Linked DNA regions of Homo sapiens: region 1 is linked to region 2. A link is a loop called in an ENCODE intact Hi-C map of the cell type or tissue named here. Cell type or tissue: IMR-90. All regions are shown on one strand. Links, peaks and the distances in the headings refer to the core of each region. The heading gives the core; the rest is flanking DNA.

Region 1 (16,253 bases), core at 5,111-7,610, 810 kb after region 2:
CAGGGCAATATTGGTCTCATAAAATTAGTCAGGAAGTATTCCCTTGTCGTCTACTTTCTGGAAAGGTTTGTGTGGAAGTAATATTTTTTTCCCTTCCTAAAAAGTTTTTAAAAGTTTTAAAAAGTATGTTTTTAAAAGAGATTATAGTTTTGATGTCCTATTAAGGAAATGTCTTTCCAAGCCCATGGTCACCAAAATTTCTCCTAGTTTTCCTTCTGGACATTTTATAATTGTCCTCTTTAGGAATATGATCCATTGTGAACACATTTTTGCATACAGTATAAGGTAGAGTTTGGGGGTTTGGTTTTGGTTTGATTTTGCATTTTTTCCCAGCACCATTTATTAAAAATATTTTTCCAATGAATTTTCTTGAAAACTGTAGAAAATAAATTGACCATGTATGTGTGGGTCTATTTCTAAAATATTCTGCTTCATTGATCTATATACTGTATCTATCTTTATACTAATATGAATGTATTCATTCTCATAGCTTTATGGCTAAGTTTTGATATCAGGTTGTATAAGTCCTACAATTTTGTTTTTCTATTTTAAATTTTTTTGGGGAAGTATTGTAGCTCTTCTGAATTTCTATGTTAATTTTAGAATTTGTTTATTAATCTCTGTAGAAACAACATGGTACTCTTTTGTTTAAGATTGATTTGAACGTAGACATATCAGTTTGGGAAGATTGACAAAATAACAATGTTGAGTCTTCTAATTCATAAACATAGTTTATCTCTCACTTTATTTCTTCTTTAATTTCACTTAGAAATCTTTCCATAGTTTTCAGCATATAGGTCCTGAAAGTTTTTAATCAAACTTATCCCTAATTATTTCATATTTGATACATTTATAAATTATGTTTTTTCTCATTTCAATTTGTAAATTTTTCATTGCTAGTACATAGAAATACAATTGATTTTTTGTATATTGACTTTTCATCTTGCAAACATTCTAAATTCACTTATTAGGTCTACAGCTTTTTGTATAACTTACCTGGATTTTCTACATAGACTATTACATCATCTCTGATAGTTTTACATCTCTCTTGTAATTCTGTATGTATTTTATTTCTCTTTTTCTTTCTTCCTCTCTCTCTTTCTCCTCCCCTCCCACCCCACCCCCTCTCTTTCTTCCTTTGTTGTTTTTGTCTTATTGCACTGGGTAATGTCTCTAGTACAATCTAGTAAATTAGAAGTGGTAACAGCAGTTATTCTTGTTTCTTCCCTAATATTAGGGAGGAAAGCATTGTCTTTCACCATTAAAAGTGGTGTTGATTGTATGCTTTTTATAGATATCCTTTATCTGATTGAGCAAGTTCACTTTTATTTCTAGTCCCTTGAGAGTTTTTATCATAAACAGATATTAGACTTTGTCACTTGTTTTTTCATTTTTTCTGAATCTGTTATGAGGGTCATATGATTTTTCATGTTTAATCTGTGAATACAGTGAAATACATTAAATTGTATATGTTAAGTCAAATTTCCCTTACTGGGATAAATCCCACTTGGTCAGAAAATATTCTTTTTATACATTGCAAGATGAGACTTGCTAAAATTTTGAGATTTTTGCATGTTAGTTAATGAGCAGACGAAGCTCTGTAGTTTTCTTTTCTTCTGATTTTCTTTTTTTTAATCAGGGCAATATTGGTCTCATACAATTAGTGAGGAAGTATACCCTTGTCTCCTACTTTCTGAAAAGGTTTGTGTGGAAGTAATATTTTTTCTCTTCCTAAAATATTTTGTTAACTTCGCCAGTGAATATTTTTGTACCTAGAGTTTCCTTTGTAGGAATATTCTCAAATACATGTGTTCTATTACTTTAATAGATATAGGAATATTTAGGTTTAATAGTTTGTGTTTCAAGGAATTTGTTTCATTTAAGTTGTTAGTTTTTATTGGCAAGAGTTATTCATAAAATCCCTCATTATCAATTTAATGCCTGTAAAGTATGTTGTGATTACCCTCTTTCATTTTTAATATTGATAATTTTTTCCTAATTCATATTTACAGATTATTCTAAAAATCTAGCTTTCGGTTTATTGATTTTATCTATTGTTTTTCTGTTTTCTATTGCACGTTTTCTGTTCTTTCAGTGGAATTTGCTGTTCTTTTATAGATAACTCTTATATGCTTTATGTTTAATCTATGCTTCTTTTTCTTGGTTCTTAAATTAGAAGTTTAGGTCATTTCTTTTAAGCTTTGCTAATTAATTGAAGAATTCTGCAACATTTTCTCTAAACATTCCTTTAGCTACCCTACCATAAAATTTGATATGTTGTGTTTTCATTTTATTTCAGTTCAAAATGCTGTGTCATTCCCTTTTGATTCTTTTTTTTTGTGATCCATCGGTTTTTAAGATGTTTTATTTAATTTTAAAATATTTTAGATTTCCCATTCTTTTTAGTTAATGATTTCTAATTCATATTATTTTCATTGTGGTCAAAGAATATACTTTGTCATAATTGAATTAGTTTATGCAAACTCATTTTTTGACAAAGTATGGTCTATCTTGCTACACGTTCTATGGGTACTTGAAAGTAATGTGTACATCATTGGTACTTATTTGGTTGAGCGTTCTAGGTCATTTTGGTTGATAGTGCTTGAAAGTGCTGTATCATTGTCCTGTCAGTTATTTAGAGAGAGGTATTGAAATCTGTCTCTGTAATGGTGATTTGTCTGTTTCTGTGTTCAGTTCTTTCAGGTTTTGCTTCATGTATTTTGAAGCACTGTTATTAGCAGCATAAATGTTTAGAACCATTATGTCCTGATCAACTGATACCTTTATCATTATCAAATTATCTTCTTTATCCCTGGTAATATTCTTTACCGGTATAATTTGTCTGGTATAAAATAATTAATTCTATTGTTCTTTGATTGTTAGCTTGGTATATTCATTTCCATTATTTACTTTTAATTTGTTTCTTTCTTTATTTTTAAAATGTATTTCTTGAAGAAGGACATAATTGGATCCTACTTTTACATCCAATTTGAAAACCTATGTCTTTTAATCAGGGAATGTTGAAAACCATTTAATTTGATTAATGATATGATTAGGTTAAATCAACCATATTGCTATTTGTTTTCCATTTTCACACTTTATTCTTTTTTTTTCCTTCTTTCTGCCTTATTTTAAATTAATTAATTTAAAAATTTTGTTTTACATTCTTGACTGGCTAATTAGCTTTAACTCTTCGTTTTGTGTTTTACTGTTTGCTTTAGTGTTTATAACATGCATGTTTAATATGTCACTGTCTAGCTTAAAGTAATGTCTCACTTCACATATAATGTAAAATCTTATTAGTGTATACTCTTTATTTCCTTTTCCCAGTCTTTGTGCTGTTGTTATCATCCATTTTGCTTCTACACACCTATATGATAAATTCAGTTATTTTTATTTTTAAAAATCAATTATCTTTCAAAGAAACTTATAAATAGGAAAATTATATTTTATTTTCACATGCATACTTACTTTATCTGTTGATCTTCATTCCTTGAATAGATTGAGATTTTTATCTTCCTGAAGAACTTCCTTTAACATTTCTTTGCAGTGCTGGTGGTGAATTTTGTTAGCCTTTGTATTGCCTTTTTTTTTTCATTTTCCTTGAAAGATATTTTTGTAGAATATGGAATTCTAGTTTGATAGGTCCTTTTTTTTTCTTCCTTTACTTAAAAAAGTACTGCCACAGTAATCCTGACTTGTATTCTTATCTTCATTTTCCTATACATAATGTATCTTTTTCCTGTGGCTGTTTTTAAGATTTTTTTTCTTATCACTGGTTTTAAGCAATGTGATTATGATGTCCCTTGCAGTTTTTTTCATGTTTCTTAAGGTTGGGGTTTGTAAGCTTCTTGAATCTGTGGTTTATAGTTCTCATCAATTTGAAAACAAAAAAAAAAAACTGAAGTCATTATTTTTCATGTATTTCTCTGCCCTCTTCCTCTGCTTTGGGGATTCTATGATTTGAATGTATTTTAGGTCATTTGATATTTCACAGCTCACTGATACTGTTCATTTTTTTCACTCATTTTTCTCTCTTGAGTTCATCCAGGATAGTTTAATTGATATATCTTCAAGTTCACTAATGTATTCTTCTTCCATTTCTAACCTCTTGGCAATGCCATGCAATGCCTTTTTCCTCTTTGACATTGTATTTTTCATCTTCAAAAGTCCAGTAATCTTCCATGCCTCTCCTTAACATGTTTGTGCTTATCTGTCATCTTGAGTATATATAGAGTATATCAAAACTGTTTTTCTTTTTTTAATAATTATATCATTTTTGGCATTTCATTATTTTTTCCTCTTAATTAAGAATCTTATTTTCCTACTTCATTGAATATCTGCTCATTTCTTTATTAGATGCTAGGTATTTTGAAATTTATTTTGTTAGGTCCTACATATTCCATCTCAGTGAAATATACTTAGAATTTATTCTGAGACACAATTACATCATTTGAAAACAGTTTGATCACTTCAATTCCTGCTTTTTGCTTTGTTAGGTGGATCCAGAGTAGCCACTAGTCCAGAAAATAGAAATTCCAGCACATTAGTCCAGAGCTAATTTTTCCTCTTTAAGAGAAATATTTCTTAGCACTCTTTTTGATGCCTTGTATATTAACAAGATTATTTTTTTCATTTGAATTAGTGAAAACACAAACTATTCCTGGCTCTGAGTGAGCTGTAGGGATTGTTCTGATTATTCCTTTCTGGTGATTTTTTTTCCCCTACCTTCAGATAATTCCCTTACGTGAATGTGCTGACCAGCATTCAGCTGAAGACTTTACAGGAGCCATCTGCAGACATTTGGATGTCTGTGCATTTCTCTTCTCTCCAGTAACCTGCCCTGCAAATTCTAACCACTTTGACTTCTCAGAATGTTCAACTCTGTCCCTTCAACTTAAGCAGATAGCCAGTTGAGCTGTGATATTTGAGTTGTGCTATGGCCTGGAAATTCTCCGAGCAGTATGCACAGCAATCTTAAAGCTCATTTCATTAGTTCTTCTCTCCTAGGTGTTACTGTCTGCACTGATTGTTCTCTGATACTTGAAACATCATTATTTTCATATATTTTTCTGACGGTTCAGTTGTTTAACATGAGAAGCCAAATCTGTGCTCTGTTATTCTATCATGGCTGGAAATAGAAATTCCAGTGCATTATTATTCAAGATAATTATCTTAAATACATATCTTAATATGTATTCATAATAATGATGTTTTAATTTTACAAATTAATTAAATATTACAATTTTTATCAGGCTTTCATAATTTTTGCCAAATTCAAATATTATTTATAATTAATCTTTTCATCTATACATTCTAAAAAATTTTAATAGACATGGCCTATGTCCTTGAAAATATTCTGAGTTTGGGTAATACAGAAGTGAAAAAACATATGCAGTCTCTGATCTTATGGAACTTATATAGTAGCTATAAGATATAGATAGTAATTATATATGCAAACACAGAAATATAATAATATAATGATATATACAACAAAGTAATAGAAGAGTGCATAAAGTCAGAAGTGGTATTGAGGTGGGTGCCATATTAGCCAGGATGATGAGTGAAAGCCTCTGTGATGAGGTGATATTTAAATAAGGTGATAGTTCACCTAAGAACTAAAAGGGTGTGGGGTGAGCTTTGTTAATAACTTAGGAAAGCATGTCCAGGAAAAAAGAACAGCACATCAAAAAGGGTGCTTTTGTAAAACAAACAAATATATATGTATATAATTATATACATAATTATATAAATTATATATTATATATAGAGAGAGAGTGAAATGGAGTTAACAATTTTCAGAATAAAATAAAATGGTACTGGAGAGGTAGGCAGATACTAAATTGCAGAGCCTTGTAGGTTGTGATTTATGCTTTCAGGAAAGCGATCTAACTAACATATGGAATGGATTCTAGTGGTAAAAATGGAAGCAAATGCAGATGCAGTAGTCCAGATGAGCAACAATGTTGGCTTAGCCTTGATGATAAATAGATTTAAAAAATACCTTGGAGGCATCAGCAATCAGATTTGTAGATAAAGTCTACATGTAGGGAAGAGAAGGGTGATTTGAGGTAAAGAGATGAATCAAGGAAGAGTTGAAGATTTCCGCGTCTTTGATTTGAAAGATTGGGTACATGGCATAACTTTTTACTGAAATGGGGAAAGTAAGAGAAGCAGGTGTAGAAGAAAAGTAATAAATGTTCTATTTTCAGTGTGTTAAATTTCCAAGTGGAAATGTCACGTAGGTTGTTGAATGTATGTTTGGACCTCAGGGAAATGCCAAGACTGAAAATTAAAAAAAAAACTATTCATTTGGCATTGTATAATTTCATTTGCTTTTACCTGGTGACATTGTTCTCTTTGAGAAATATTTGGCCTGCTTCACTCAGGACCCCAATTATTCACCTTTCAGAGGCCTAATGTTATCTTCGTTCTTCCAGGCTACAGTTAAACACAGGCGGGGCTGGAGTGCCCTCTGGTGGATAAACTGACAAGGTTTGGGACACTGGAGTATGGACAAGCTAAAATAGGAATTAGGGACTTCCCACACAGGTGATAGAAGAGACAACCATAAGAGCATAACTACATGAATTGTGTTAGCTGTTAAGAAGATAAATCGAGTAGCTGAGTACTAGTATAAAAGGGAGAATGTGTGTTGTGTAATCGAACTGCTATTCACTTCTAGCCTGATTTTATGTATAGAATGCAGTCCCAGTTTTGAGAAATAGGATTTTTTAAAGCAAAATCAGAAATCTATACCATTATTTAAAGTTTTTGATTTGTAACTATTAGCTGCTATTCAGATTGAAAATACTATATAGGGTAAAATTATGCAATAAAAGATGTGTGTAGATAAGACTGGTGGATTGTAGTTATGTCAGTATCGTGGTGGTCATTCTCTACAATTGCTTTGCAAGATGTGATTATTGGAGGAAACTAGATAAAGAGTCCATTGGATCTCTCTGTTGTATTTCCTACAACTGAATATGAATCTATAATTAGCCCAAAATGAAGAGTTTAATTTTTAAAACTAATTTTTCCATGGGTCAAATTCAGCCCAGGGACCATTAGTTTGCAACTTTTATCTCAAGGAGAGAAGACATATACAGTGGTGCAGTTTAAAAATGGGACCCCTAAAATTCTATAGAAAACAATGAAGTATTTGTTTGTCGGCATAACAACCAAATCTTAGGCACATCTATAACGAGTAAATGGAGCTCCTGCCCTTTGCCCTCAAACACTACAGGAAGAATGGTCAAGATGGCAAAATATGGGCAATTATTTGGGGAAGCCAGAGGGGTTGTAATACCAAATTCCAAGAAAGTAAATACTGCTCTCTGGTTCTTACCTGCCAATATTTGAAGTGATGCCTTATGTCAGAGGAAAGTTAGTAATCCAGAAGGCATGAATGTACCACCCTCTTTTTGGATGAGTTACTTATTTGACTAGTTAACAAAATGGAAGAGCATGGTTTAAATGGATTACCAGTTTATAGATGAGACAATTGAGAGGTAGACCTTTCAGAGCTTGAGAAAACATACAGACATACATTTATTTTATTGTAATTTACTCATAAAGAGGTGTTGCCTCTGTATTTACTTTAGAGAATACACACGGTCCCCGACTTACAATGGTTTGACTTAAGTTTTTTTTAACCTAACGATGGTACAAAAGCAATACACATTCAGGAGAAATTGTACTTCACATTTTGAACTTTGATATTTTCTTGGGCTAACCATATGTGGTACAATATTCTTTCCGGATCCTGGGCAGTGGCAGTGAGCCACAGCTCCCAGGCAGCCACATAATCACAAGGGTAAACACCAGTACTCCACAGTGTACTGTGTTGCCAGATGATTTGTCTTACTGTAGATAAGGTAAGTGTCCTGAGCATGTTGAATGTGGGCTGGGCTATGCTAGGATGTTTGGAGGGTTAGGTGTATTAAGTGCATTTTCAACTGACAGTATTTGAAACCTTCAATGGGCTTATTGAGTTTGTCAGGATGTAGCCCCTTTGTAAGTCAAGGGGCATCTGTACATGATACGGTTTTTTTTTTTTTTTAATGGGCCTAGTTTCTTATTATAGTATTGCAATCAACTTCAAAAGACATCAAATGTTTTACAGGAATTGCATTTCTTGATCCAAGAAATTTATCCTGTTGCTCATTACATAAGTTCTGTGCTACACATTGCTCAGACAGCTTATACTCTTTACCCCATTCCTAAGATCAGTAATTACGCCCACCTAGTTGATTAGTGAAGAAGGAAAGGAGAGGATGGAAGGAAGAACAATTTGCAGAGGAGTCAGCAAGAGGTCTTGGTAATGGAAGCTAATGAACTGGAAAACTTTATTTGAAATTGTCATCCTCAATAGCACACCTTCCAACCCAGCATCATCACCATAGATATTGGGGTTGGAGTTTGATAATTAGTCACAGTCTTTTTTCTACCCCATGATTTGACATAGGCCAATGGAAAAGTAGACATTTGTAACAGACATATGGAAACCAAATATCAGCATTACCACTTATAAGGCTAAATTAGAAATTAGACTACAGACCATATACTTTCTTCCAAGTCTAGCTATTGGAATTATCTGTTGGATGGCAAATGTGGGTCTACAGAGTTGAAGCAAGAAACTAGAAATGTTCATCCAGTTATGATCCAGTGGTAGAGAGAAGAAGATAATGGGGGAGGGGGAAGGTAGAAAGGGGAAGAGAGAGAAAGACACCTCCATTCCAGGACATAAAAGCAAGACAACCCAAAGTAAAACTGTAAATAGATAACATCTGTCTTAGAATAACCTCACTTAAAAAATATTTTAAATTATTCTATATACGTTAATCCAGAATTGTGCTTGGCTTTGAAATACAATCGTAAACAAGAAATAGTTCTTGTAGTATGGAAAAAATTCCATAGTCTAGAAGAAGAGCTATAAATAGACAAGGTCAAGATATACTTATCTGAAATGACTATATAAATTATGTCATTATGACATAATAACATGCATAATAATGTAGCATGAAAGTAAATATATTAAATGTTGAAATAAACATAATTATGTTCTTTAATAAATATGTACTTACATATACTGGTATATGTAGTTCAAAATAGGTCTCAAAAGTATTGAATTTAAAAAACAATAATATGATTTTTAGTTGGCCAGATGTGTTTTGTTGTACTTCTTTATTTTTTATTTATTTATTTATTTATTTATTTATTGAGATGAAGTCTTGCTCTATCGCCCAGACCACTCTCTAGGAGAGCCCTGACTGGGAAAGAAGTTAAATCTGCATGTGTCAGTCAAGTAAGAGGAGGCCATAAAACAAAAACACATGACATAACAGAAAGTATATTATTCTCAGATCCATGAGAGTAGAGAGATGCCTCTGGGAGCCAATGAGAGGTCACAGGGCAATGTGTTCAAACAGCAGGTGGGGAGCAAGAGAGACAGAGAGAGATAGACCTATAGCCTGAGGCTTTACTGGGATCCAGGACATTACCCCAGCAAGTTTCCCACATGGAGTTCTAATTGGTGGATGCAGAGCAAGCGGGTGTGAGTCACATGTGGTGACTGGGACAGGGAATGCTCCCTGTAGCATACCTGCATACTGAGTGGAGAGTGGAGTCAGTGAGGTGAGTCAAGGAGGTTATCTCTGCATATCCCATGGGGAGTTGGACACTAGGAGGTGGTTACTTAAGGCAGATATCTGGATGGACCACACTTAGAATCAGAAAGAGCTAGAGAAATGAAAACTGTGTCAAGAGTTACTAAGCCCTTCTTCTGGTATGCGAAGTTAAACCTAGGTTCAGAATAGATGCTGAGACACCATAAAACTATAAGAATTGACAACATCTGCATTCTATGGAGGAGGAGACTGGCTTCTTTCTTTGAAGTAGATTCTTCCTTTATTCTGATAGGGGAAATTTTGTTGATCTCTTTTACCCATTAAAGAGAGGTAAAAAAAAAAAATGGCAGTTTACAAGCTAAATCAAAATGTCAATATTCTGTTCACAACAGTGTGAAGACTGTTGTCTCTGAACATGTAATCCAGGTATTCACAGTTCCCAGCACTCCATATTGTCATACACTTGTTGCTTGACATATCATTTTGTTTATCTATCTCAGCAGACAATTGAGCTTTGCCTATGTTACTGTTAATGCCTCTCTCCAGTCTTGGGGAGGCCCTGAGAAAGTGACAGAATCCAAGTACAGGCCCTTCAGTCTTCGAGTATGTGCTCTATTTAGTAATAAAAATGAATATATAGTTAGAACAAATCTTCCCCTACTAGTTTAATTTTTTGTTCCTAAATCTAGATTTCTATCATTTTTCTTAGGTTATTGAGTATTCATAGGTCTAAACAGTTGTTTACATTCAAACCCTGTCTTTTCAATTGTGAGTTTGAGGAGGCTTCTATCAGAGAGAGACCCAGTCTACCCATTTTACTTTCATTTTTTTTTTGTTATTTATCTTCAGAAATTTCTCTTTTTAAAAGGAAAATCTCCTTCCCCACTGTCCGTATCCCTTTTTTTAAAGCCTATTTTTCCTTCAGTGGCAAAATCTAGTCCTAAAATGTTGTTTAAACTTAAGCATATGAATTGTTATCATCATTTTTTTTTTTGGCAACAAACATATAAGTTTAAACTCCCATCCTGAACCATAAGTCACTGGTAACTAAAGCTAATAAAGCCACAGTCTAAATTATAAATCTGGGAAATATTGATACCTACCTACATTTTACATAATTTTCTCCTGGCAAATCTCCATCTAAAGTAGCATGGGGGTCACTACTTGTCACTTGTATAGTTGGGTTATTTACTTTCTAAGTGGCTTAGAGACCACAAATGTAAAATATCCCATGGAATGAATTGTGTTTCACAAGAGAGGCTGCCATTTTTGAGTTCCTCTGACTTTTGATTATGGATTGCATGTCCTCAGGCTGTGAGCTGAAAAAACAGACTTCAGTGATGTGATAAAATGAGACCAATGATCATTCCAGCTAAAAGAATAAAACTCTAAATCAGCAGCAGCCAAGCTGGGTGTTTTTAGTAGAAAGACCCCTCTGCTATCATTAATTTATTAAGATGTCTAACACAATCAGGCCCCCAAAAAATTATTTTCCCCATTAAACTGCAAACTACAAAGTCCATCCTCTACTTCTTTCCCTTGTGTGGAGATTGAGTATGTCCTCAACAAAGGTTACCCAAGTAAGTACATTAAAAAGAGAAAAATGGGAGAAATAAAATCTGTGTGGTATATAGTAATTTTTCTCCTTTCTTATCTTTCATCTTTGTAACTTTGTGAATCTTTCTATAGTAGAGATTTTTTAAGTAAAGCAACAATTTTATATGTTAAGTAAACATTTTAGTTGCTAAATATAATTTAGTTATTTGTTGGTTTAATAATCAATAGAAGTACTTACTATGAGTCAGGGATATCAGGGAATAAAATAAATAAAAATTACTATCCTTGTGAAGTTTAAATTCCAGAGGAAGGAATAATAAACAACAAACATAATATATAAAACGTTTTTATTGTTTATTAAAATATATTAAGTATGCTGAAAAAAACAGTGATGAAGGAAACTAGCTTGAAATTTTAAATATGGTGTCCATGGAAGGCTTTGTGGAAAACAGGCTATAGGCACAAAAACTTAAGGAGATTGAGCAAGTTAGCAAAGTGGACATTTGAAGGAAGTTACTCCAAGCAAAGGTAACAGCTACTACAAATACGAGGATGCCTGATATCAGTGGAGTAGTAGGGAGAATAGGTCTTAGCATCCTCATTTTTGGCTGTCTTACTGAACATTAGCAAGTACACCAAGAATGTGAAGCGAGTAAGTGATGTAACCAGAACTCACAGTTGGGCTGCCATGTTCCGTTCTTCTTTTGCTCTTTTTGTTAATTAGACAATGCCCTAATAGATTCCTTTGGCTCACCTATATTCTACCTTCCTGAATGAAGAAAAGACAAAGCAAACAAAATCACATCAATTTATTTATCTCTATTAGCAATTCAGGAGAGAAAATTGGGAGCAGAAGAAATAGTTACAGAAATTGTGATACAGATACAACTGTAGAGCTCAGGAGGTTGGTTCAATCTTCCAAGTCTAATTGGAGACAACCCTTCTAATCCAAATCTGACACCGGAGCCAGGTACTATATTTGCTGTATCCCACTAGATGACACCATTACAATGTCAGTTTCTCACCAGAAAAATATTATCTATCCTGGTACTAAAGATTACATAAAGACTTGGAGGTAATAATTTACCATTGAAGGCATGTTACTTGGTCAGCACTGTGCTGTGTTCAAGGACAAAAGTGAACATTAGTGATTATTAAAAGATTGAGGCTCACAAGTATGTATAAACTCCAACTTCAGCATAGAAGTCCTACCACATGATTGGGAGTGTTATTACAGTGAGGCCAGTGGAGAAAGGTCCTCTCTGACCAGGTCAAAATTTGTTAAAAACCCAAAGAGTACTGACTTACATTCTTAGTTTATGGAACAACTTTTAATGTTAGACAAGAAGAGGGTCTTCAATGACATATTTCATCTAGTACCCGCTCTTTCCTTTGAACTTAACAAAAAAATTCCTTCAAAGTCTGTGCCAGAACACTATATGGGTGGCATTGAACTCCAAACTACTTCTCTAACAACATTCAACCTCCCCTCTAACCCCCAAGATGAAGCAGACATCCTCTCTTTATATGGTAAACCTTATCTGATACATACCCAATTAGGCTAATAAGTAGACTGTCTCTGTGCTCAGTCCTGAAGATCAGCTTTACCTCTAAACTATCTGAGCATTATTCTTCCCTTAACCATGTATAAATACAACTGCTAGTATCTATGTAAGTCCATCCGAATTTTCAGTGATTCATTCCCACTCTTATACCCTAGGTATCAATATTAAGTAATGTTTTGCTAGAAAGAATTTATAGTTGGATGCACATTGAAACCACATGCTAATGTAACCCTCTTAAGAGTGAAACATTTTACCTTCTTTTTATCCTCCTTTTTCCTCTTTGCTGATGGAAGAACAGAGAAAAGCTTAAAAGGAAAACCTTTTAAGCTTCTTCTCAGTTGTCTTTTATCTGCATCTCTTTTCATTGGCTATCTTTCTTTCCTCTAGCTTGAGATTATTACATTTTTAAGAGAGAGAGTGTGTATTTGGAACTGGTTCCATGCAATTTACCATTAGAGTTGGAGTTTATGAGAAAGAAAATAGAGTGAAGGGAAATATTCTTTTTTTAGAATTTCCATCTGATACAGGAAAAAATGAAGAACAAATTCTATTTCTCCATGTTTGTAAATATGAAGAAATATTTCTGAAATTACTCTGTGATATTTCTTTGGGAACGGGAATTTTACTTTTATATACTCAATATAATCACCAATATTTCTTCAAAGTATCATATCATATATGCAGGAGTCTGAAAATTCTCAGTCCACCTACCACCTTCACATTGTTTTCAAAGCGGTTTTTAGATTGCTTTTAAACAATACAGTTCTTAATGTTCATAGCCACCTTTTCCAAATGCATTCAGAAACCGAGTTCAGGAACACTTAATTATGCCATTGGAAGTTTTATCTTGGCCAAACGTTAGTATGCAAATTTGAAAGGATACCCCCCCTCAGCAGAGAGTTTAATTTTGAAGCTGTGAAGTAATATTCTAACTTCTGTTTTATTCCTGTTGTGTTCCCAAATCACTATGACTACAGAAATGTGTGAATCTTAGTTCTAATAAATTCAGAGAATAGATATTTGAGCCTTTAAGTCCTTGGGGAACAATAGTGAATGCATTAACTGCTGCTACAACAAGTAATTATATCCACACAATTCCATTTCTTTTGGTCTGGCATCAAAAGCTGCTGAGAGGCAAATGTCAATAGAGGAAAACTGCTTTCTGGAGTGGTAGATCTATTATTTACACGGTGATGGTTAGTCAGTGTCAAAAAGAGTTCTTGCAAACTAACAAATGCTTTAACTGAAAGAGACTGTTGTGCCTGTTTAATAACTTGATATTAATGACATTGAATCCTCTTGAGTTTTTGTTTTTAAAAGTAGACAATGATAGATTTTGAAAGATATCAAGAATAGAGCAAAATCCTGAGTAATGAGAAGGACAATCTGACTTTTCCATCAACACATTAAAACTATATCATGTGAATTTACAAAGCAAATTATCCACCTCTTGGTTTCTTAGTGTTGTTACTTAAATACTGGTAAGGCAGAGACCAGGATGACTTTCAGAATCTTATGCAATGTTAGTGGGCTCATGTTCTACGGATGTTGCTATCATAGAAATAGTTTATATTTAACTTAACCTTAAAGCAACATGTGTATTTTGTTATCATGATTTCTGCTGTTTTGGATTTTGCATTTGCTGTTCCCTCTGCCTGGAACACAAGTCTCTCAGGCCTTTGCATGGATGGCTCCTTCTCAACATTCAAATCTTTGCTTGAATGATACTTTTTTAGAGAAGCACACCTCACCCCAACATAAGGTATACATTCCACTAACTTGCTTTACTTTATGCTTTATATCTGTCTGTATTTAAATTATCAGTGATATTCGGTTACCCGATTATTGCTTATTTTCTCCCATTATTTCCCCTATTATCAGTTTTATTCACTGTTATATCCCTACAACTCATTCAGTGATTGCTCAACAGTGGTGTTGAATGAAAGGAAAAACAAAAGAAACCAAACATGCCAATATGTGTTCAAATCCAGTGATCTTTGGGATACAGTTGTTTAACACTTAGCTTACAGAAAATGGCACAGGAAGAATATGTTCAAAAGCTTTCTGTTTTATGTGAGACACTGACTCTTTAAAGTGGCTCATAATGATTCTCCCAAATATAACATTTTAGAATGAATTATCTATCTTATATAAGTTTCCGTTTGTTCAGAAATGGCCAAATTACCAAGTGACTTTGCAACTATTGACTGGTTTTTGGTTAGGATGTTTTTAAAGAACCCCTCGAGGCTCAGCATATAAATGAGAGCCTTTTTTGACTTGTGCATAAATTCAGGCTTGAGCTGGAGAAACTCAGGTCTGAAGGACTGTATGTGGAAAACAATGACCACAGAAATTACAGGTTTGTCTGAAACCCTCTGAAGCTGAAAGTTTTAAACAGATAATAAAATATTTAAAAAGAAAATAAAGCCTTTCTAAAAGAACTATTATTGGGCAGCTCTTTCATCTGGGAGATGAGAGTTTTCTCATTTATGAGCAGTTTATACTTTTGTGGTTTTGTGTTGTTTTTTTTTTTTTCATTGAAGTCAGTGACTTGAGAAGTTACAAGGGAATTGTCCCTCTTTTCTGACAAATAGGAAGGCCTGAACGAAGGTAGAAATGTCAGAATTGTCATCCCAGAATTCTTAATTATTCATTAATCTTCTTGGATTCTATATTACTAAACAAGTATGTGTACAAACAGAATTACACCCATAACTTTAGCCCCTTACTTGGACAATCTGGGAACTCATTAAGGAAGCACAGCCAAATTGAATTATTTCTTCCTCAAAGACAATGCAGTAGTTATGCTGAAGACATGCTGACTTTCTGTAGTGCAGGATTAGTGACAGTGCCAATGTAACACATTAATCATCAACTTATGGCACCAATTCCAGGTACTTCTAGCATTTGTTACTATACTGTTTTTTGAGCAACTTCCAAAGAATATTATAATCACAAAATGAATACCATGTTTCAGATTGCTCTCATGAATAAAACTGGTTCTTTCCTAAGCTAAATGCACTCCTGAGATAGATAGGTACATCCAAAGCCACAGTGATCTTTTCCTGGATCCTCCATCTTTTCCATGCTTGAAACTGCCATTTGATATTTCAAGATAATTCATTTGGCAAGAAGCTGATAAAGGATTAAAATGGATAAAGCAGGAGGCTTTTGGCCTCTAAAAAGTAAAAGCAGGATTCTCAGTTCTCGCCTGGCATTTTCAGCAATGCTAGGAATAACTGGCAACAATGCAACACAGTACCTTATTACATTATTGCTATTATTCTTTTAGCTTTGTAAAAAGGTAATCATTTTGGTTGCTGCAATTACAGAGAACATTCTTATTTCACTGCGTCGTGTTGAACTGAGATTTCTGCTCCATTGCGAGCTGATAGGAGTGTGGTATTTACATTTTCTTCTTTAAATAATAGTGCAAAGAAGTTAGTTATCAGACTGTGACTGATACTTCACAGTACAGGGCATAGGTGATTATTTTGGGGTC
Region 2 (16,253 bases), core at 7,898-10,397:
AGACATTAAAATAACAAATAAGGAATATTATGAACAATGTTAAACATGTAATTTTGACAACTTAGATAATTCTTCAAAAACAACATCAAAATTTACCCCATATGAAGTAGATAACCTGGATTGTCCTGTAATTATTAAAGAAATTGCATTCATAGTTAAATGCCTTTCAACAAACACATCTCCAGGCTCAGGTAGTTTCACTATGAAACACTGGGGATTTAAGTAAAAAAATGTTATCCTCGGCCAGGCGCGGTGGCTCACGCCTGTAATCCTAGCACTTTGGGAGGCTGAGGCAGGCGGATCATGAGGTCAGGAGATAGAGACCATTCTGGCCAACATGGTGAAACCCCATCTCTACTAAAAATACAAAAAAAAAAAATTAGCTGAGCGTGGTGGCGTGCGCTTGTAGTCCCAGCTCTCAGGAGGCTGAGGCAGAAGAATCACTTGAACCTGGGAGGCAGGGGTTGCAGTGAGCTGAGATCGCGCCACTGCACTCCAGCCTGGTGACAGAGCAAGACTCCATGTCAATTGAAAAAAAAATGTTATCCTCATTATTTTCCAGAAAACAAAAAAAAGACAACTAACTCATTTCATAAGGCCATCATACCCTAGTACCAAAATCAGACAAAGACATTACAAAAAACAGAGACAATTTCAGACTAATATTCTTCAACGACGGAGGCATAAAAAATCCTCAAAAATGATTGGCAAATAGTATCTAGTAATACACATAATAATATAGTATAACAAAGTGTAGTTTATGGCGGGAATGCAAGACTATCTCAATATTTGATAGTGAATTATTATTAACATTGAAAACACATGATCATATCAAACTCATACAGAAAAAGCATTCTACAGAATTCAACATCCATTCATGAGAATACTATCAGCAAACCAGAAATGGAAGAAAATGTCCTCAACCTGAAAAAGAGCATACAACTGACATTATATTTACTGGTGAATGAATGCTTTCATGCTAATATCAGGAAGAAGACAAGGATTTCTGCTCTCAACACCTCCATTCAGCATTATACTATAATGAAGAATTGGAAACTATGATTTAATAAAACATTAGCATTTAGCAACAGCATTAAAAATAATAGGAATAAATCTGACAAGAAACGTCAAGAATGTATACTCTTAATAACACAAGATACAAAGTCAAAACAAAAATAGTGTTTTTAAACATTAGCAATATATAATTGTGAGTCAAAAAAATTTTAAATAACAATAACTCCTCTCAAAAGAAAAAATACTTGGTATAAATCTAAATAAACATGCACAGGTTCTGAATGCTGGAAACTGCAAAATGCTGATGAAAGAAATCAAAGACTTAAAAAGAAAGACATACCATGTTCACGTATTACGAGAGTCAACATAGTAAAGATTTCAATTCTCCCCAAGTTTATCTATAGCTTCAATATAATTCCAATCAAAATCCCAACATGATGTTTTATAAATATAAACAGACTGATTTTAAGTTTTATATGGAAAGTCAAAAAATTAAAATAGCTAAACCATTTTGAAAAAGAATAACAAAGTCACAGGAAAAAAGGGGTACTAACAAAAGCACAGACATAAATATGAACTGTACAGAACAGAGTCCAGAAATATACCCACACATTTTCAGACAACTTATTTTTGACAAAGCTGCAAATGCATTTCAATGAAGGAAGGACATTGTTTTCAACAACTGGTGCTGAAACAACTGAGGATCTCTATGTAAAATAATATACCCCTTAAGTCTCACAACTTATTACAAATTAATTTTAAATGAATCCTAATTCTCAATTTTATGTAAAACTTAAAACTATAAAACTTTTTGAAGAAACCATAGGAGAAAATCTTCATAACCTAGTACGAGGCAGAGTTCTTAGATACAACACCAAAAGCATAATCTATTAAAACGTTTTTTGAGAAATAGGACGTCATAAAAATTAAACAGGTTGGCTCTACAGGAAAAAAATTAAGAGAATAAAAAGAAAAGCTATAGACTGAGAGAAAATATTTACAAATCACATATCAAATGAAACACTTGTATCCCAAATATATAAAGAACCCTTAAAAGAAAGAAAATAACCCAATTAAAAAGTGAGTAAAAGATTGTTTTTGTATTTTTTGAGACAGGCTGGAGTGCGGTGGTGTAATCATAGCTCACTGTAGCCTTGGACTCCTGGGCTCAAGCAATCTTCTGACCTCAGCCTCCAAGTAGCTAGGACTACAGGCACACACCACCACGCTCAGCTAATTTTTTTTTAATTTTTTTTTTTGTAGAGATAAGGTTTTGCTATGTTGCCCAGGCTGGTCTTGAACTCCTGAACTCAAGCAATCCTCCTGCCTTGGCCTCTCAAAAGTGCTGGGATTATAGACATAAGCTGCCACACCAGCCCAAAAGATTTGAAGACACTTAACTAAAGAATATATACAAATGTAAAATAAGCACATATGTTCAGCATCCTTAAGGAAAAGCAAATTAAAGTCATGATGTGATACAACTGTCTATGTATTTGAATGACTAAAATTTTAAAACACTGAGAATACCAGTGCTTGCTTTCAAGGACGCACAGAAAATGGAAGTCTTTGCTGCTTGGAATGCAAAATGGTACAGCCATTCTGGAAAACAATTTGACAATTTCTCATATAAGTAAATATATACTTACCATATGATCCAGCAATCCCACTCCTGAGTATTTACCCTAGAGAAATAAAAAATTAGGTTCACACAAAAATAAGCACATGAATGTCTGTAAAAGTTCTATTCATAATTTGCAAAACCTAAAACAATCCACTTGTCCTTCAGCAGCTGAATGGATAAACTGTGGATCATTCATACAATGGAATACTACTGAGCAATAAAAAAGAACAAACTATAAATATATGCAAACAACTTGCATGAATCTATAGGCAATTTTACTGAGTAAAAGAGGCCAGTCTCAAGGTTGTATACTATAGGATTCTATATTTTAACAGTATATTAATATTTTACAACATTATCAAAAAGACAAAACTAAAATAATGGAGAACACATCAGTGGTTTTCAGGGATTAGGGACGGGATGAGCATGTGATTATAAAGGTATATAGCACAAGAGAGTTTTGAGAGTGATCAAAATGTTCTGTATGTCCATTGTGTTGGTCATTATATAAACCTTTACATGTGTGTAAGTCATAAAGCTGTATGTAGAGAATAATTTTATTGCATGATAATTTAAAAAATAAAAATGAAAAACAAAAGGACTATGCTGGATAAAAAAGAGGTTTGCTGGTTAAATGTGGCTCAGTGCTACGTCTTTCCCCAAAGTAGATGCTCAATTAACTTTTGCTAAACAAAAACCCTGAAAACTGGCTGTAATGTCTGCTTTAATATCAATCTCATTTACATCCCTAAGATTCAAATATTTAAATAACTTTCTGTACTGTCATTAATACTTTCTGTCATGGCATAGATTACTGAAAGATGTCTAGCTTACAAACATTTATTAAAAACTTCAAGTGAAAGTTGGAAATCCAGATATATCAACCAATTATTTTAAATTTTTAAAAAACTATCATTAATAATAGTAACTTTTACTTTACATATTGTATGTTTATCCTCATTTTAAAAAGGGCAAGATTGATCTGTACTGAAGTCATTACTCAAAGACACAGTATCACAAACAAGCTTTAGTAAGTGTTTACATAATCTTTATTAAATATGGAATGAACTGCACAGCTATGCCATTAATTTATCTCAGATATTTACTCTTTCTAGGATTTGTCTTTTTGCTTGAATTAGCAAAACAGACTTAAAAATTGTAATTATTCTGGTTCTAACTGCGATGTATACTTATATCACTAACACAAAATTTCTGTGCTGCCATACACTTTAAAATTTACTGTGCTAAATAAACACTGGGTATTTGTTTGCCTGTAGCTTCTGTGCTACCAATCAAACTCTGTAGGATCCTGCCATGTCACTCCCTACACTGACCTGTGACAACAGGTCTAAGACTCATTAATTCTGATCAATTAAGCTATATCATATGTATGTGAATGAATACAAATAACTTCATCTATACAAAAAAAAAACACATTAACTTTGTACTTGCTTTGCTCTAAACTGTGTATAAGAGTATTCCTATGATGGAAAATGATCAATCATGTAGCTGAGGTTTTCAAAACTACCTAGCCTAAGAATTAAACACATTTTTAAATTGCAGATGTTATCTGCATATATTTACAGTACAAAGTATAATTTTCATACTTCTTTTTCATTTCTATTTGCTACAGATTTTAGAGCCCTCCACATTACATTAATCATTTTGAAAATATTCTTTCTGAATATTCACTTAACATATGATCACTTCCAATTTACCTATGTATAGCTCGAGTCTCAATGAAAATTTTGAATTTTACAGTTTAAGTTAAACTATGAAGTATGTTATAATGATGCTAAAACACATTCATTTTTTACATTCTGTAATATATACTTTGATGTCACATTATACTATCACTTGTAAACAAACCAAACTGAAATGCGTTTTAGCAACCAAAAATATAATAAAAAATTACCTATAGAAATAATTATACTATGTAACTGAAAGATGACAAAAACACTCAATCTGAAGCATTCAATGCAGTAGTTTTATTTCATTGAGTCAAAACTAGAATAAGCCATAATGAGTTCACTTAACTATTTTTAAAAGAAAAAACTAATATATCAAGTTGCAGCTTTCTGTATTTTAGTTCTGTTTACAACACACTGATTAATAAGGACACTATTATGAATAAGTAGATAATAAAGTCAATTTGCAAAAAAAAAAGTTTATTCAGAAACATATTGGTTCGAACTTTCAAATGTTCATGAGCATCTCATCCATTGGCTTTAATTGCTTTCTTTCCACAGCACCTAACATTTACTGTTCAGTTCCTTCGCACATCCTACTCTGGAGCATATTACTATGGGTACTGAAGTAGATCAAATCATAGAGAAGCATAGTCTCCTACGAAATTACAATAAGGGTAAATTACCCTTTAGATAATTTTCACAATTTAGCACAGTTAATCATAACTAGATCGTGTGAGCCCATGATTAAGGCTTCTTGAAATACCCACTTAAGCTATTATAAATGTGATGAAAAGTGAATGACTTTGTCACCTGATTGAATTTACTGAAACATTTTTTCAACCCAAAATTTAAAAAAAACATTTTTTCAACCCAAAATAAAACCGCTGCAAAACAATCCTAATATGTCATACATTTAAAATATAGTAAAAAACAATCCAGTGTTAATTAGAGATTAATATCCCTCTAAAATATTAGAATTGCGAAAAATTGCACAAAAGAGGTTTTTTCTAAACATGCATGAAGCATAGAGACTGGGTTATACATGCCAATTATAATATGGCTGCATGATTACTGAGTGCACTCAGAGAGAAATAGCATTTCCAGAATTACTAAAACCAAGTTTTTATTATACAGATGTTGAAAGTTAGCTCCACTCCCCAAACTCCAGTATTTATAATACAGATTTTTAGTAAACTCTTTTGAAAAATATTACCTGCTTCTGTAGCCATCTTTCACGCCTTCGTTGTTTCCTTCTTAGATTCTTCAACTTGCTCCTTTCTCTCTTATTAAGCCTCTGATTAATGCTGCCCAATGAAAAATTGGCTGAGTGCAGGAAGTCCAGAGGGGAGAGGTGCTCTTCCTGGTCTGAGGCCTCCGGCATGCTCCTGCCAGCTGAGGGCAGGTCCATCAGGAAAGTCAGATTGTTAGTATTAGTATGGTCAGAATACACTGAAGCAGCTTCTAGACCACACTGAAATTCTCCTCCTCTTTGTGTCTGGGTCTCATGGGGGGCCACTGAAAATCTTTGCAGCAGCATACTAGGATCAAAACTGGATGGATTCTGAAAGGAATAGCTATTTTTACTAGATTGTAAAGGCAAGCCTGAAAGGTCAATAGGCTGTGTTTCATTTAGTCTGGAATAGGCAGTAGTCTTACTATGTATTTCATATAAAGTGGGTAATAAAGTCAGTTTCTCACTGATGTTCAGATCCAAACTATGTGATTTTCTATGAAAAGCTCTTGTAGCGCATCTGCCAGTCACAAGCTGGGGAACAAAAAGCTGGTATTTTGGTTCTGATGCTTTGGACAGCAGTTTTTCGTTCTTCATCTCAAAATATGTTGGTCGCACCTCCAGGCAGAGTGCTTCTGTTAATCTTCCAGGGTCATTATTATTTCGGGCCATGTTTAAAAGCCTGTGATTTCTGTTTTCAGAGCCACCACCTGTCAGCAGAGCTTCCTTGTCACAACCTGACTGAACTCTAGGATGTGACAAGTATTTCACTGATGGTCTCATTAGTCTGCCTGCCTGTGTTGGCTGATAATCAGTCCGGCTCTTGGAGAGATGTACAGCTGCAAGCTGGCCACAGGAACATTTTGGAGTGCTGACAAAATTAAAGCCCCCTAAACGGGCCCCACAGAAAGGACAATTCAGTTTTCCAACTGTCCACTGGGCCTACAGGTAATAAAGAAGAATAAAGACAGTGCTTTCATTATAAAGTAACTGAAGAGAAATTTTTTTTTCTTTAAAGCCAGCCACATGAAAGTTTTCTATGCCACAGAAAAGGCTAGCTTTCTGTTTTCTGATTAGTAGACTGAACAGCAAATAAAACAAGCCTTCCAAGAAATAAAGATAAGCAGCGCCAAAGTTCTAGAATGATAACATATTGCAAATCATGCCCATCCAAACAATATTCCTAAGAATTCTAAATGAGAGTCTCTTGAACAATAGGTTGAATATGGATACAGTGTGAACTAAAGAAAAATATGCTATGGAACCAGGAAGCAAATCAGTGGACAGAGCTTAATTTGCAAGTAAAATCTCACAGAAAAGTATCTGTTTTGATACACTTCTTGCATACCAAGCACTGTGGGAGGGAACGTTACCCAACCAACAGAATAAAGCTCTTCCTGGCTTTTTACATACAACCAAAATATACTGATTGCATACATCAGACAGTGCATTTTCTATGCTTAGATTGGAAATTAATAATGAACTGTCTTAAAATTATCTTTCCAACTGAGATAGTGAAATATCTGCAGTGTCCTAATATATTTTGTTAAGTTCAGGACACTTATAAACAGTGCACTGGCATTCTCCTAGAAAACTGTTACAGTGTGAAAAGGGATATCTATCAAATGTTATTTTTTAACAAATAATTAAGCTGCTCAGTGGAGAAATGTAATTATATATTTCCAAAGTCCTACTACTTATAATTTTCTAAGACAGGAGTTTTGAATTGTGAAAAATAACTACACATACCAGGTCAGTTCTTGCTCTTATAATATTTCATTAAGGATCCTTTAAAGTGTAGAATTTTCATTTTGATTATACCAATGAGGGTCATTAATTATCCTATTTATTTTGTATGCTTGTGCATTTATGTATATATGTATACATATGAATAACACATACAGAATATTCCATTTATTCAACAGGACTTATTCTTGGTGCTGGGAAATACAAATGAACAAAATATAAAAGTCCCTGACTTCATGGTGCTTATATTCTAGGGTGGGAGCTAGGCAATTAACAAGTTAAATAAGCTATATGTGTATTTAGGTAAATATGTATATGTGTGTGTATAATAATATATATGTCATATATATGCTTCTGTATATTTAAAAGTAACATATATTATGTGTGTGTGTGCATGTGTGTGTGTGTGCGTAAAACACAGGTAGGTATATAAAGCGGAGAAAGGAGAAAAGAAGTGTGAAGAGAGGTAATGGGAGTGAGGAGCAGTAAGAGGTTGGCCAAGGAATGCATCTAAGAAAAATAGCTCTAAAAGGAGGACAAAAACATTCTGAAGGTTGTATATTCTTAATTTTACTCAGAAACTAAGAACTTACTTTTTGGATTAGGCAGCTTATCCATTCTGGAAGGGCTTCTACATTCATGTGCCACACATGACAAATATTTTGAGCATCAACTGAATCATCTTTATCCTGTTAAATAAAAATAAATGATATTACTAATTACCAGTTCAGAATTTATTTCACAGGTTTCATATTTAAGTAAAACTCAAAAATACAAATTCTATTTTAGCTAGAAGGCAAATATACACTGCCTTCCCTTCCTAACTCCCATAATAAAAAAACAAGCCCACAAAAAAAGATTTTTTAAAAATTTCTTCAGGGAATAACGACCTGTGATTTAAGACAAAGCCCTTCCATCTCATTGAGGTCATCAAATGAAATTTACAATTTAGCAGTTAGTTACTGAATGAACACATCTAGTGTCTTTTTCTGCATGTGAGACAAAATAGTGTCTTTCATGGCAACTTTCTCCAGCCCCAAATCTCTATTCTATCTGAATTCTATTAATGACAGAATAAAGTTGCTCTATTCTCTATCAAGATGCTGGATGGATGTGCAGAAAGATGGAGGAACAGAATGATGGGATTCAGGACACACTACCCCAAAACAGGCCTCCTTGGCATACTGAAAAACAGCGGATGCAGGAAGGTCTCACTAACCTTCCCCCTGCCCTTTTCGCCTGAAGCAGGTCAATAACCTAGGAAGGATTTTCTGACCTCCCATAAAGTATGTCATAAGACTCTTACATGAGAGATGCTAAAACTGTCCTTATAAACTTTATAAATTAGCCAAGGAAGAAGAGGGGGACAAACAAAAATAAACCAAGCTTGCAGCACATTGAGCATTAATCCCCAGGTCTGCTTGCTGTCTGACCTGCTTCCTCATGGCTGTTTGCTGCCTATTGCCCCAAATCCCATAGATCCTAGATTATAGTTTCCCTTAACTGCTCTATAGGTAACAACTTGAACATTATGAAACTCAAAGTTTTCCCTTTGAGATATTCCTCTAGTTTTCCCTTTGAGATATTCCTCTAGGTCCTGCATACCAATGAAACTATTAACACCAGCTGGTCTGAAAAACCCCATTGATGCCAGCTGCTCTGAAAGAAGGATACCACCAGAAGCTGACTCACCAAAGAATGTAGTTTCCACATCCTGATGACTTCATCCCTCATTCCCCAACCAATCAGCCACCCCAATTTTCCAGCTCCTCACTCTCCATGGTTTCCTTAAAACTCCCAGCCCAGAACTCCTCAGGAAGATGAAGGATTTGAGGGTCTCTTCCCATCTCCTCACTGGACACCTTGCAATCATGACATTCTTTCTCTGCTGCAAATCCTGCTATCTCAGTGTATTGATCTGTTACTACACGGGCATATGAAACTGTTAGTCCTATAACAGTGCCATCCCCTATACCAGGAGAAAGGTATCTTCAAAACTGCATTTGAAATTGGCCCTCTGAATAAGTTTACCAATTCATCTAATAAACAGGGCAGGAAGAGGTGTACTTCAGTGCAAGTCTGTATATGGATAAGCATATGACAGACTAATAGGTCTTTTGAAAGGTAAATCTTCAATTTTAGCAAGAGAAGAGAAACTTTAAGTCACATTCTATCTCCACTGTTCACCAGCAAGCAAACTGCATGAAAACAAACACCCTAGAATTATTTTTCATAAACCCACAACATAATACAAATATAAACAGATGTTATCAGATTTTCCCCCTCAAAAGAGAAATTCTAGCACATTCAATCATTGATAATCCTAGGGTTCCAAACTTTAATTATTCTAAGACATCTGTGGATGCCAATTTCTACAGAGAGTTTGAGAGAGAGTATCAACACTCTGGTAAGTCCAAGGTTCTCTTTTGACTAGCACTGAAGGAAAGAGCCTGCATCAAGATCATGAACTCTGTGAAGAGCCACCTTAGAAGAGTATTTCACAAAATGTGGTCCCTAGATCACTAGCATTAGACATAAGTTGGGTTACTTACTAAAAATTTATACTCCTGGGACACACCTAAGAGTGTCTATAAATAAATCCCTACTTATGATCTTCATACACGCTAAACTTAAGAACCCAGAGACATCTTTTTTTAGTGTTTGATTTTGTGTGCTTCTGTCATCTGCCTTTTCTAAGTTCTAATAGTGATTAATTTACAATAACAGTTCAGTCATGACTAGCTTTTCTCTCCAACTCATACACAAAATTTTTAAAGAAACTTGGGAAACCTATTGGAAGTGACTCAATAAAACTAAACAGTATAGCTTTATCTATTTTGCCCCAGAAACAAAATAAAGGTATGGATACAGTTTTTGAAAAAGTAGAATTAATTTTGTGAAACATCCATACTCACACACACTAGCTCTTTTCATTAGGAGCTGACAATTATGAAGATTAGCATAACTCTAATGAATTCTTTAAAACAATCTTACAGAGAATACAAACTAGAATTGACAAATGAAGTAATCTTTTCATTATCAGATCCAGAATTTTGTTCTGACTTTTCAGGATTATGTCTACATACAGAGGAAGGAAAGAAGGGTGGCAGTGACAGAGAGAGGGAGGAAATTTCTACACTGGTAGAATAATAGATTATCAATGTCAAAGTAAGTTAATGGCACTCAGCCTATCAATATTTATTTAGTGATTACTAAACACAGTGTTGACCACACAAAGCATGTAGAGACATACTTATTAATATGCCAGGGACTGTGTTGCATAAAGGTACATCTATTATTTGTATTAATGTATTAATATTTCACTGTCCTACTTCTTATTTTACTATGTACATTTCATTATTTCATTTAATCATATAAATTGATCATTTTTTAATCACATAGCATTGATCATAACACGAAAAAACCACTACCCACTATAAATTTTGGAAATGCTTTATGAATACTCCTATGAGAATAAACACTGGAGTCACAGTTGTAGGTAGAAGAAAGTTTTACAATGTACTTATTCTTTTTATTTTCACTAAATAACAAATATTTATATTGTGCTCACTATGCACAGGCACCGTTTTAAGAGTTTTTACTGTCTTACAGATAAGAACACTGAAACAAGCGATCCCAAGCTTCCACATTGCCTCTTATGCCATATAAAATACTATAGTTTTTAGGGCAATAAACTTTCTTATATCTCTAGCCTGTGTATGCTTTAAGGTATGATACTGCTATTCTTCTCTAACGCTTATAAAACTAAAACTGAAGCATATCTTATTTTTAAATTAACTAAAATAAATTTATGTAGGGAGAGGTATGTTTAGAAAAAATTCCACAGCTGATTCTCCTTTTGTACCCCTCAACCCAACCTCCTTCATTTGAGAAAAAATAATATAAAACAGCATATATTTTTTTCTTTTAAATAGCTAAAATTTAAAGTATACCTTCATCTCCTCACAACCAAAAAGAGAGGAATAGCAATTCATACAGGTAGGAAAGCATAAAAAGCTGGGTTGAATTTATAGCATTGTTTCGTTTTCTGAAAACTTTACACATGGACCAGGGTAAACACAGACACCTCAACTATAAATGAAACTGCCAACTACTTTCACCTGTATTTACCAACACAGTCTTAGAAAAAATACATTTTTATTTGTAATATTTATTTCCAATATAATTCTACAAGTAAAGAGGATGTATCAACTATTAAGTTTTAAGTCAGTTAATTTTTTAAAATCACACAAATATATAAATGATAAAACAAGTTTTGATGGACATATTTTAAGATGAGTGATGAAACTGGAGGCAACCCAATTTTAGGAATTTAAAGCCATCAAAGTATTAGCACAACAAGTTATCTCCTCGGGAAAAATTTGACTGAAAATTAGAACTGTTTTACCAGGATTGTAAAAAAATTACTAAACAGATTTTCTTTCTGTCTCAAATCTCCCACACGGAGGAAGGAGGAAGGAAAAGGAGGAGAAAGTAATAGCAATTTCATGTAATAATGTCAGAAAAATGTTGACAACATTATGTTTGTAAATGAAATAATTTGTTCAAGCAGCAGAGGGAGCCAATGTATTATTTTAATTTTTTCTTTAAGTGTTGGGAATATTCTCAGTTTCTATAACAGAAAAATATCACTTAATTTTAAAATTACAAATTTGATGCCTTATTTTTTATCATTATGTGATCTTTAATATTTTTAATTAAGTGTAACAAGTTACATGTAAAAAGTTGATAATATTATTACATAATATTTTGGAAGATGTTTAACCCTTTGCATTTCCAAAGTAAGCAATAACATTCCTTCAGCTAATTCTTTAAATGTGAGCCAACTATATTATTTGACTACCGCAGCTAACACCACAGGGAAAAGACTATGTAACAAAAATGTCATTTAAATTAACATTATTAATTGTCTAAAGTGTCACAAATGTAAAGGAACCACAATTCTATTGGACTGCCTAGTTTGTCTATTTGTACTTTGAGAAGGTACTTTAAGGGTAAAAACTTTTTATAATCAAAAGGTCACAATGAATTGAAAAAAATGAAAGCCTCACTTAAAAAACAAACAGGCTCCCTGCCTCAATTCTTGGTACCTTTCTAATTCACTCTTCACACTATTACCAAAATAATCTTAAAATTCAAAAGTCATGTTACTTCCTCCCACTGACTTGCCAGCTCCTACGATAAAGATCAAAGTCTTTGACTTACAAGACCATACATGATTTGAACAACACCCAACTTTCTACTCTCAGATCTTGCCAAACTCCCTCTTCATCTCTGAACTCCAATAGTGGCAATCTATTTTAGTTCCGGAGATCCACCACAGGGCCTTTGAACACGCTGGTCCTGAATCTTGGAATGTTCTCCCACCTGTACTGTCCTCACTTATCCATCATATCTCTACACAGGTCACTTCCTCAGAAAAGCCTTACAGCTAGGTCCAGCATTCTATCTATATCCTACTCTTATGGCTTCCTATACTTTTCCTTTTTGCCACTTAAACAGCTAATAATTTATATCTATATGAGTAATCAATATTTAATATTTACATAACTGGTCAATATTATAAATATTAAATTATTTCACTATTAAGTTATAAATATCAAACTTTTAATATGATTATAATATAATTAGAATACATTTATAATTGTTATAATATTAATAGAAGATTAAATGATAAATCCTGAAAACTTCATAAGGACATACCATTTCTCTTCTGCTCATCTTTGAGTTTCCAGTTCCTATTACAGGACGTGTGTGGTCTTAGTCTGCTTGGGATGCCATCACAAAATACCAGAGACTGAATGACTTAAACAATAGCAACTTATTTTCTCTCAGTTCTAGAGGCTGAAGGTTTGAGATCAGGGTGCCAGCATGTTCTGGCTCTGGCGAGGGCTCTCTTTCTAGCCTGCAGGTGGCTGCTTACTCACTGTGTCCTCACAGGATCTCTTTCTCTTTTCTTCCTTTTATAGAGCCACAGTCCTATTGGATTAAGGCCCCATCTTTATGCTCTCATTTAACCTTCATTAACTCCTAAAGACCCTATCTCCAGATATAGTCACACTGCACCTTTAAAATATGCACTTGGAGGGCATACAATTCAGTCCATAGCATAGCATGTGCTAAGACTAGTATGGAACAAATATACGGTATCACTAAGAAGAGCGAACACAAAGTATTAAAAATGTAATAAGCATAAAAATATTTATTTCAGTATTACAGCCATTGAAGGAAAAATACCACCAGAATAATAAAGCCAGAGAGAAAATAAGCAAATTATCTAACCAAAAAACATGAGGGAGGAGGTATATACTCTAATAATCAATTCAACATTCATCAGTCCTATTCATGTCAGCCACTGCATTGGCAATGGTGTTATACAGATGAAATACTTCATAGCCTGGTGATGGAAGAAGTCATAACCTAATAATTAAAGTGTTTTATTGTAAGTGTTTGACCATCCCTCAGCTCCCAATTATCTGAACCCAGTAGAATTTGGTAACTGCCCCTAAAAGTCTCATAACTACAATGAATGTTGACCAACGATTTCTTTTAAAACCAATGGACACTTTTAACTCTCATTTAGGGTCTTTACATATGGATATATAGTTTGTATGCTAACTGCACAAATCCAGGGCAAACCTTTCACAAACTAGCTCCCTCTAGAATTGTGCAGTATACAATCTGCACACTGAAGGAAATGTCTGATCTTCTAGATCTCATTTAACATTTAACACGAATCATCAACACTTTTTTTTTCCTAGAGAATGTTCGTCCCTTGACTTCCATAATATTGTATCCTAATTTTCGGTTCTATTTTTTCACTCTTTTTCTTCTCCTTTGTGGAGCTTCTCTTTTTCTGTCTATCCTGTAAGTGTTCCTATATGATAGTAACTACTGCTCTCTCCTATTTTCGGTTCTATTTTTTTCACTCTTTTTTTTTCTCCTTTGTGAGAGCTTCTCTTTTTCTGTCTATCCTATAAATGTTCCTGTATGATAGGAACTACTTAACTCTCACTCCATTCATACACTGCATGGTAATCTCATCTACTCTCACAGCTTCACCTAAAACTTATATGCTGATGATCCACAGTTTTAGTTCAGATCTCTCTTCTGAATCCCACATCCATAGAACCGAGCAGCCTCCTAAAATATTTGAATATTCTACAGGCCACATAAACTTCACATGTCCAAAACCATAACAAAACTAACTAAAACTAAGGACGCCACTCCCTAACACAGATTGCACAAATGGAGACCATTTCTGTTATTTTATTTCTACATCTTTAGGGTCTTTGTTGCTGTTATTTTGTTTTTGGTTTTTGCCCACATTTCATCTATCTCAGGTCTGGATGCAAGGTCGAAGTCCCCCTTTCTCCTTGTGGACGTTGTAGATTGTCTGAAAACTCCATTCTAAATTGCCTTTCTCATGTCTTACAGCATGCCAGTGGCTGGATAACTAAAGCTCAAATATCCCAGTTTCCCTTACAATTCAAATTCCACACCAAGCTAACTTTGACAAACCTGATACACCCACACAACATTACAAAAGCAGAACTGATGGCTGCATTTGTACTGTTTCTTGTGGCAAATTTGGTTTTGGAGGTACATGATTATTCTGCAGCAAACATCACAGCAATTCTAGTGTCCAGTTCCTAGCTTTGGGAGGGCTGAGACAAAGAATGTGAGACTTCCATTTCCTGGCAATGGTCAGGGCTAAAGAAGGCAATTGGTCCTGGAGTCAACAGCTATTGATGTTGTTTCCCCAGTTTCCTTATTCTCTATGTTGTTCTGAGAGCCATTTCATGTCTGCATGCGGAAGACAGGAGATACAGCCCAGGGCACCCTCAGGATGGAAAGAACCTAAGGAGAAACTCCCTACATAAAGCTGATTATAACCTCAGTATGAGGGTAAATGAGAAACCTGTTTCTCAGAGGGCACACAAGGAAACTTGCCTAACTTTGGTATTCAGTAGAAGGAGAGGAAAAAACATTTCCCCTCACAATATAGATTTTCTTAAACAGTACAACACATAAAGGACAGAACTAATACATTCATCAAATTATGAATTTCTTTTCAACAAAGACACCACAAGAATGAAATATAAGTTACATAAACTGGGAAAAAAATAGTTGCAATACAATAACCAAAAAAAGGTTGGTATTTAGAACACAGAATCTCCAAGTATCAAAAACAAAACATCCTAATAGAAAAATAGGCAAGAAAAAAAGACATTTTGCAGAAAACACAATTGACCTCTGAGAATGAGATGTTAAATGTTGGTGAAGACGTGAAATTACAGCAATGCTGAACTATTGTTGGTGAGACTGTCATTTGAAAACAGCATTGCCCAGTAAAGTTGAACATGCACATACCCTATGATGCTGGAACTCCATTTCTAGTAATACTAATGCCAATGTGTGCAAAGATATGCATAAGAAAGTTCACAGTAGCACTGATTATAAGAGCAAGACAAATAGATGTAACCCAAATGACTATCAACAAAGACTTTAGAGATCTTTCAACAAGAATTTCAACAAGACTTTAGAGATCCTAAGGACCAGAGTATATTCTGGAATACTATCCAGAAGTGAAAATGAACTAAATCTACACTCGACATGGTGATACTGAGTAAAAACAGCAATTTCCAGAATAATCACAGTGTAATTTCATTTACAGAAAGTTCATAAACACTTATTATATATATGGCTTATTTTTAACTGTACAGTTACTTTAATAGGTGATAAATTTAGCAACCTTTCAGCACAGTACTGATAAAATTACTTTGGGGTTCTAATAATTTCTTTTGCAGTTTCCTTTAAAGGATCCTTTCATGTTCATTTTTAATATTTTGATAATGTATACAGATTTATAAAATATAAAATATGTTTTATAAAGGGAATTTAAAGAAAAGAAAATACCAATATG

What was found. A loop is a pair of places that touch in the nucleus more often than their neighbours do. Peaks named below come from ENCODE experiments on the same cell type or tissue, not always from the same donor. Only the 100,000 strongest peaks of a DNase experiment are listed, where the experiment ranks them.
Region 1: it touches region 2 in a loop (12-fold over the local background); 11 of 110 quality-filtered maps call a loop at or near these places.

The regions. Positions count from the first base shown.
Region 1 is chr5:63,391,860-63,408,112 of GRCh38, reverse strand. No RefSeq gene overlaps it. Among named protein-coding and RNA genes, the nearest start is that of HTR1A, 560 kb to the left of the region's middle. In IMR-90, for the core only: a CTCF peak has its summit at 6,464 (motif pointing left); no DNase peak of the experiment used is centred there.
Region 2 is chr5:64,203,807-64,220,059 of GRCh38, reverse strand. RNF180 (ring finger protein 180) reads right to left here. Exons shown (of 8, transcript NM_001113561.2): 3 at 7,900-7,995; 4 at 5,543-6,502; 5 at 2,664-2,699. Among named protein-coding and RNA genes, the nearest start is that of RNF180, 46 kb to the right of the region's middle. RefSeq lists an enhancer at 8,884-9,178. In IMR-90, for the core only: no CTCF peak of the experiment used is centred there; a DNase peak (open chromatin) is centred at 8,999.